2 separate regions of the Mus musculus genome follow, and region 2 is linked to region 1. A link is a loop called in an ENCODE intact Hi-C map of the cell type or tissue named here. Cell type or tissue: heart. All regions are shown on one strand.

The links. Peaks named below come from ENCODE experiments on the same cell type or tissue, not always from the same donor. Only the 100,000 strongest peaks of a DNase experiment are listed, where the experiment ranks them.
Region 2: it touches region 1 in a loop (3-fold over the local background); 5 of 42 quality-filtered maps call a loop at or near these places.

The regions. Positions count from the first base shown.
Region 1 is chr5:97,945,699-97,949,698 of GRCm38, reverse strand. It overlaps Antxr2 (anthrax toxin receptor 2), which reads left to right. Exons shown (of 17, transcript NM_133738.2): 13 at 488-529; 14 at 1,359-1,454. Among named protein-coding and RNA genes, the nearest start is that of Gm34226, 69 kb to the left of the region's middle. In heart, a CTCF peak has its summit at 2,241 (motif pointing left); no DNase peak of the experiment used is centred here.
Region 2 is chr5:98,165,927-98,169,926 of GRCm38, reverse strand. It overlaps a transcript of Prdm8 not described here. Among named protein-coding and RNA genes, the nearest start is that of Prdm8, 13 kb to the left of the region's middle. In heart, a CTCF peak has its summit at 2,204 (motif pointing right); a DNase peak (open chromatin) is centred at 2,256; H3K4me3 peaks cover 3,740 bases; H3K27ac peaks cover 639 bases; H3K27me3 peaks cover 3,243 bases.

The DNA.
Region 1 (4,000 bases):
AAGGAAGACAGAGGTATCTGTGAATATCATAAAAATTATAATCCTCTTTGAGAAGACAGAAATTCATGGCAGAGAGAGGGTAGAGAAATATTTCAAGGAATTTATTGAACCTGGGAAGATTTTGGAGAAGGTTCTAGAAAGAAGAAAGGGTTTGTTGATTCTTCCTCCGTTTGTAGTCTGCTTTTGGAAAGAGTGAACACTGGAAGGGAACATTGGGAAGAAATTTGGGTTGGCTTTGATCTTACTGAGTAAAATGCTGCCAATAGTGTTTCCTCTGGATGTGCAGGTTGGTAAAGATAAAAATACTCCCTTCTTAATAAAGGGGCTATAGACTTCATAACTTTAAGTCAGCTTCATTTGACTAACATTTTGTCGTAAATCTTAACCCCGTCTCTGGAGTTGCCACAGTAGCCATTATTTTGTACACTCTTACTTTTCCTTATGCAATGGAACCTTTTACATTTTATTTTGTTCTATTTTGTGACAGGTTATCAAGGACCCTCCCCCACCACCTTCTGCACCAATGGAGGTAAGCGAATGCCTGGTAAAGGGATACAGGGGCTGTTTTATTTTTATATATAAGTAGCATTCCAAAATTAGACCAATTCTATTTTTGTGACAGCCAAGTATGTACTTTTTGATTTGTGATAAACCAACTGCAACTTTTTATCTTATGATTTCTAGATACTAGGTACTAGAGGAATCGGCCCTTCATGGGTAGACATAGACAGACTGGTTATAGGATCGAAAGTACATGAGGATTTAATACGGTTTTATAATCATGTATTAATGGTCCTGATGACACGTCTCTAAAATTGTTAAAATATCCAATCTGGCTGTTGAAAGGTGTCATTGCTTTCTTCAGAGTGATAATTGCTATTGTATCACTCTGTTCGCTGTCATCGTACTAGCAACATAAAGGAAGGGATGTTTTGGTATTGTGTGTTTTCAGGGCTTCTTTAATGTTTGTCTTTTCATTATAAATTTTATACTTCAAAGTTACATATATACTGAAACATGAAGCAATTGAAATGTGGCCCCACGTTGAATAATCCTTTCAAGTTTGAATTGATGAGCATACTTGCTTTAGACACACAATGCTCAGTTCAAAAGGCAACGTCTGTTAGTTACTGGGTGATGCTGAGAGAATCGGATGAAGGGGAAGATCAACCATACCTTGTAGAACAGTACTTGAATTGTTGTGTGAAATTATAAACACACTGTATATCCCATGTATATTTTTTTTCATTTTTCCATAACAATTGAATAATTTAAAACATCTCATTGTGACCCACCTCTGACTAAGCAATATTTTAATAAATTAATTAGATCCACTTCTAAAAACTGTGTCTCCATAGGAGGAGGAGGAGGATCCTTTGCCCAACAAGAAGTGGCCGACTGTGGACGCTTCCTACTACGGAGGTCGAGGTGTTGGAGGAATTAAAAGGATGGAGGTTGGTCTCTTAAAGGAAGAGAAATCACTGATCTAAAGTATACATTTGTAGGATTCTCCAGCCACAGACACCATGCTTTTTATAATTGCATCCCTCTTTAGTCAGCACTGGGTCCTCTCTGTGCACATTGCTTCTCCGGGGAAACATCCTAACCATGTCCAGAGCTGGTGAAGAACAGCAGGCTCCATCAATCAAAGGACTGCATTGATAAGATTTATGAATGCTAAGGATAAAAATAGTTATGGGTTTCCTCACTGCTTTGGAAAAAAAACCCTGGAACATCAACTTTAAAAATGTCAGTCATTTACAGTTGCAACAATGCTCTTCTTTGAAAAGAACTAACAGTTAGTTACTATTTGAGAGAATTCTCTTTTGCAATAGTCAACACCATGAATATGACTTTATCACAAATACAGAAGAGGCACATTTAAAAATTTAACAGCTCTTACTTACTAGTTACCAGCTATCCCAGTTAATACTTCAGGTATTTATTATGTTGAACTATTTTTTTTTTTTGTTAGTCCAGTATTTCAAAGATGGAGATTCTTTCTAAAGAAAAGAGTAACATGAGCCTGCGAATGGATCCTGAGCAGAAGGATCCATTGGGAGTTTCTGTATTAGTAGGTTTGTGTTACAAACACTTTAGATAAACCAACTTACAAAGAAGGAATTTTATTTTGGCTTGGAGTTCTAACCTAGGGTACATAAGCTTTCCTGGTTCTGGCCCTGTGTCCAGGCTGACCATGGGCAGGTAAGAAGCAAGAGGAAAAATGTCCTGCTATCACCCCCTACAGGCCCAACCTATGAAGGCCTTAGACCTAAAAAGGTCTTAGACCTCCTTCTGGGCACACTTCTTACAGGTGCTGTCACCTTCCGAAAGAGCCTTCCTGATGACCAAGACGTTAATACATGTGTCCTTAGGGGACTTTCCATATCCAAACTGCAGCAGTTTCTTTATGCTCGAGAAAGAGCATGCATGCTTCCCAGAACCCTGTAACCCAAAGTTCAAGAGTCCTTGAATTCCAGAGTGTGAAATTGCATCACCTGGGCTCCCTTTTCAGTTGCGGAAAAATTTTTGAAAAAGAACGAGCCAACTTTCATTGAGTCTGTGTCCATGAATCTTGTACAGTTTGGCCACATCACTGCACTATTCTATTGATGCAATGATAAAGTGGATGATAACAGATTTTAAAAAGATAAAAAACAAAAACCACCCCACCAATATTTACAATGAAATTCAATATAAAAATACACAAAATAAACTGAATTGAGAATTAAGTATTATTAAAATTTATCCAATGTGAATTTAAAATCAGAGTGGGAAAATCAAGTCCGTAATGCTTGCTTGTATCAGCTCCCCCAGTCAAACCTGCCAAGTGCTCAAGCTGGAGAAAGTAAATTAATTATAGAAGGTCTGAGATGGTCTGAATTGCAGGACAAAACTTCAGCATTCAGGTTCTAGTCAGTCAAATCTGATACTTGTTGTTGTTGTTGCTTCTCCAGACCCCAGTCTTTTAAATCAAATGCTTATTTAAACCTTCTGGGGTTGGAGTTTGCAGAAAGCCAGAGCTGAGCTTTTTGATATCTGTTAGCACAACAGACACACTTACTACAATTCCTAATAACTTCACATGGGTGTTTCTGCCAGTTTCTCCTGAAACTGACTTTTTATTTTTTTTTAAATTATGAACCTGCTCCTTAATTATCTAGACTCTTAGTGGTGCAAGTGTACTCTGGAAGTTATGAAACTCACTGCTGAGGACGGAAGCCAAGTGTGAGGGGAGGAAGTCATCTCTGAAGTTTGTGGTTACACATCTCCCCTGTAATAAATGAGGCCACAGATACCCACTCTGCCAAGACCTTCTCTAGCAACTGATTTTTGTTCTTCTTTCTCCCTTACTTTTAGGCCACCTCAATGTGTTCAACTCAAAATATTAAAGATTTATACGTGTGTGTGCATGTGCGCACATACACGCACTAATTCCTTTGTGGAGTTGGAAGAAACTTCTACGAGGAGCCTTCTGGTTTTTAGAGCCTAAGATTAAGCGTTTGGGGATGATTGATTATAACTCAGAAGCTCCTTCATGAGGCAAAGACAGCAAACTTCTTAAATCTCTCTAGGCCTCCATTCCTGAGGGCCATGTGTGCAGTCATCAGAGCCTGGGCATGCTATGTTGGATGAAATCCAGTTTAACCAGCTTTTCTTTCTTTTCTTTTCTTTTCTTTTCTTTTCTTTTCTTTTCTTTTCTTTTCTTTTCTTTTCTTTTCTTTTCTTTTCTTTCTTTCTTTCTTTCTTTCTTTCTTTTTTTTGGTTGCAGTGATATTTGATTCTAATTATCACAAGGTCTATGGTTTCATCTGTGAAGGCTAGGCTTAGGAGCGATTTTTCTGAATGACTCTAAATTTTATCTACTTACTGCTCCATTCTAGATTGTTTCTCTGAGTTGTGTTCACTAAACAATCTTGTCTCCTGTTTTCTCTTGTTTTACTACATTAAGTTGTGAAGTTACAGCTGCATGAAATGCATACGCATTTTAGAGTTTTAA
Region 2 (4,000 bases), 220 kb before region 1:
CATGCATCAGGGGTCCCCAGATAAAAGGGGAGCTAACAGATTTATAGAAACCTTTAATTGGTTTTCAATTGAAAGCTAAAGAGGCTGGAGCGAAGCCGTGAAGAGCCGCAAAGTGCTCTCTCGTTTAGCCCGTCTGGAGGCGTGAACGATTTCGTGGAAGGAGAAAGGGGGCTTGCCTCTTGGGCCTGGGAGCCACGGGCTGATTTTAGATTTTCGCACTCTCTCGATTAGTAGTAAGGGGAGAGAGAAGGAAAGGGCAAAAATCAAAGATAACTTTCTAGCTCCTCGCTGAAGAAATATTTTCAACAGGGGCGTCTCTAAACCTCAAATTCACAAAGAATGGTGAAGCCCGCCCTCACTAGCCGCTCTCCAAGTGCAGACTCAAACTAGGGAAGGGGTCTTTTCAGTACTCAGTCAGGGAGTGGTGCTAGCTCACGTGTTTGAGGCCGGCTAGTGTATTTCGCCCCAGGAAGCCGCTACTCTCCCTCCACCCCCTTTTGCAGTGCCCACCCACAGCAGCCCTGGACGTCGGTCCGTCTGTTCTTAAAGCTAATTTATTGGTCCAACCCTCCATTATCATTTTCAGCTTCCTAATTAATCAAAGATAAAAGGCAATGGCGCAAATTACGATTATGAGGGAACTGGAAGACGGTTTTGAATAAAATAGGAGAACTGGAATATGATTAATTGAACGACATGATAGTGAAATCTCAAGTGCGAGCAACAAGCCCCAAAGGGGCAAACCCTGATTCTTGTAAGGGGACAACGCCTACGTGAGGTCACGTGGGTTGAAGCACAGAAGGAAAAGAACTGGGTTCCAACTCCAGCTCCCAACCTAGCCCAGCGTTCTGTTCCTCCAACTGCTCCCCACCCCCACCGCAGTGCCGCCGTTCCTGTCCAATCTCTGGGCTCCTGGCTAGGGTTACTCCGCAGTAATTAACCTGCACCCCAGTTTCCCGCTTATCTCCCCTCACTTCTTTTCTCCACTCTCACATCCCTTTACTTTTGTCAAGGTTTCGTGAATTCTCGGGAAAGCACGTCCAGTCGGTCAAGAGACCGCTCCTGTAAAGAATAAACTGAGCCCCTGTCCGCCTCTGCTTTTTCAGAGGGAGGGATTAAGGGGCAGACACCGGGCGGGCTCGCAGTTTGCACTTGCTGGTCGCTGTGATTAATGTTTCCGAGGGGATTTACTCTGAGAGCTTATGGAACCTGCTCCGGCCGGAGGGCACTGTGGGCACGCGCTGGGACACTTGGGGATTAAAGGGGACGTCAGATGGGCTCGCAGGGGCCAGGCCATCGTGGCCTATAGCGTCTTTTCTCCATCCCCAACCTCAGCTTCTATAGAAACAGAGAGGACTGGTCTCGGAGGTTGACTTTCCATCTTAGGAATGTCTTCTTTAAGGGAGGAGTGTGCGGAGTGTCCCGAGTGCTTTGGGAGGAAGGAGCTCAGGAGCAAGCGACTGAACTTCCCGTCACTTATTCTGGCTAGCAATGGGAACCCAGAGCTTCACATTCTGAGGCTGCGCTGCTCCTCACCATAACACTCACTCCCTGATCAAATACACCCCCTCCTCTCCCCCCCCCCCCCCCCCCCGTCACGGTCAGAGGAAAACCCCAACTTCCCGGGGTTGTTATACTCCGGGCTGATGGCTAGACTCACCACCCAGGGAGGCATCGTACAGAGCAACAAGTCAGGGCAGGAAACCCATCGCCCTCTATAGCATCTCCCAGGGGCAGACAAACTCCTCCTGAGTCTTTGTACGGACTGTAAGAATAGGAGAAATTACCGAAATGCAAGGGCGGAGGAAAGAGTAGAAAAGAGAACTAGGCAAGGCAGGGGAAGGAGGGTAGAGAGAGAGAGAGAGAGGAGGTAGGAGAGGGGAGGGGAGAAGGGGGGAAGAAGATCAGAGGAGAGGAGAAGAGAGGAGAGGAAGGGAAAGGGGAAGGAAGGGGAGGGGAAGGGAAAAGAGGGGAGGAGAGAGGGGAGGAAGGGAAAGGGGAGATAAGGGGAGAGGAAAGGAGAGAAGAGAGGAGAGGAGGGGAGAGGAGAGGAGGGGAGAGGAGAGGAGGGGAGGAAATGGAAAGCAAGTGAGAGCAGAAGAAAAACGGAGAAGTGGGCTGTTAAGCTTGTGGTGGTCACTACCACTCTCGGACGGAAGGGGGCGTCCTTCCGGTCGAAGCAGCTTTCCTCTGAGCTGGGGTGCGGCGCCCAGACACAGCCTGCCTCCAGAGCAGGTTCTAGCTGCTGGGCGCCCTCTCCTGGCGGCTGCGCAGCCACTGTTGGTTGTCCCACGGGTGGTCCAGCCCCAGCCCCGCCCTCGACGCGCTGGAGGAGGGGTGGGGAAAAGGAAGGTCAAGGGAGAGTGCGGGTGGTCGCCTGCGGGCAAGCTCGGGCTCCGGTCCCTGTGAGCATCCCCTGCTTCCTACCTGCGGAATGTGGGGGCGCTCAATCCGGGCGAGCCGACCTCTGAAGTCCCTCGCTCTGAAACCGCGGTCCGGCCGGTATCCCAGCCTAGGCTTTCCGATCCGTACTGGGCTCTTCTGCAGCAGCTGGGAGGGAGGGAGCGGCTGCCGGCTGCTGCGGGGCGGCGTCTGGGGGACCGCAAACAGAGCGCAAGGAACCGCCATCTGGAGCCTGGCGGCGGGCGGGGCGCGGGTGACAGGGACTGGCCCTGCCTGGGGAACCTACCTAGGCTGAGGGCAGTGGCCCGCGCGTGGGAGCAGCGCCTAGTGGCAGCGAAGCCTTTTGGTCTCAGAGTAGCGGTTATGGGAGGAGGAGTGTGAGGAAGGTAGGAGTCTATCTAGGGAGGATCTGAGGTCTGCTCTCCCCAGGAAGCCTAGATTGGGGTACCCTCTGTGGGTAGATGTGGCAGAAGCGTAGGGGACAATCTAGCATATCCTGAGCGCCTCAGTTCACCCTCTGGAGTGGAAACCCTCAACCCACCAGGTCTCTAGTTCCCTGCGCTTCACCCTACTTCAGGAAACATTCTTACCCCCAAACTTTATCCATAACTTGACACACACTTTGGACAAGGTATCTCCCTTGAGGAAAACACTCTTTAGTTTCTTGCTGATGGAGACAGCGAGAAGAATCAGGGGGCCACCGAAGCGTGCGAAGCTCATTCGTGTTCATTTAACATGGGGTGAGGTGGGGTGAGACGTGTGGAGTCTCCCCTCCCCTTATTTAATTTCAGATATCTCAGGTGCTTGCGATTTGTTCTATACACGTCTAAGCGGTTTCTCTAGTGATGGCAGCCGAGAGGCCGAGAGCAAACTCAGGGAAGTAGAAGAGAGGCTATTTTTGTGTGTGCGGGAGGTCAGGGGAGTTATTTATTGAGCTCAAGTTTCTTCAATTTCGAGCTGACATCCTCAGCTTTATAGTCTTAAGGGCAACATAATGGGAGCTAATTGGGCTTATGGACAGTATAGACGGTAGCCTGAATAAAAAAAAACGAAATAAAGGGAAGACAGACCCACTCATACTGCAAGGCATTAACGGATACCCCCACCCCCAGCTGTCCCGTGTCCGGCAGAATGGCATTATGTAAAAGACCTGGCATGTCACCCAGTGGCACATCTGGTAGGTGTAGATGGCATTCATTAGCACGGGGCTCCCACTCTGCGGCATGCCAAAGCTCTGACAGAGATGCCCGCTGCCAATCATTCATTCGCTGCCAATCCCAAAGCGCGGCCGGGTGGGATGGCTCCCTTCCACACTGCCATCAGGGCTGGAGGAAACAATGTGTTGAGACACGAAAAGATGAAAGCGGAGCTGAGGATGCTAGGCACCCAGCAGATGTATCCCGTGAGGAGATAACCAGGGAAAGGGCCGTTTAGCCCGAAAGCATATGCAGGATCGCAGGAGGGAGGCTGGGGCAGGGGTATGCCTGCTGTTGAACCCTGGAGAAACTGAGGGACCCTTGAGAAAACCTGGCGGTCGAGGTTGCTTCTCTGAAAACACAAGGAGACCCATATTCCAACCTTCACTGCAAGACTTCCT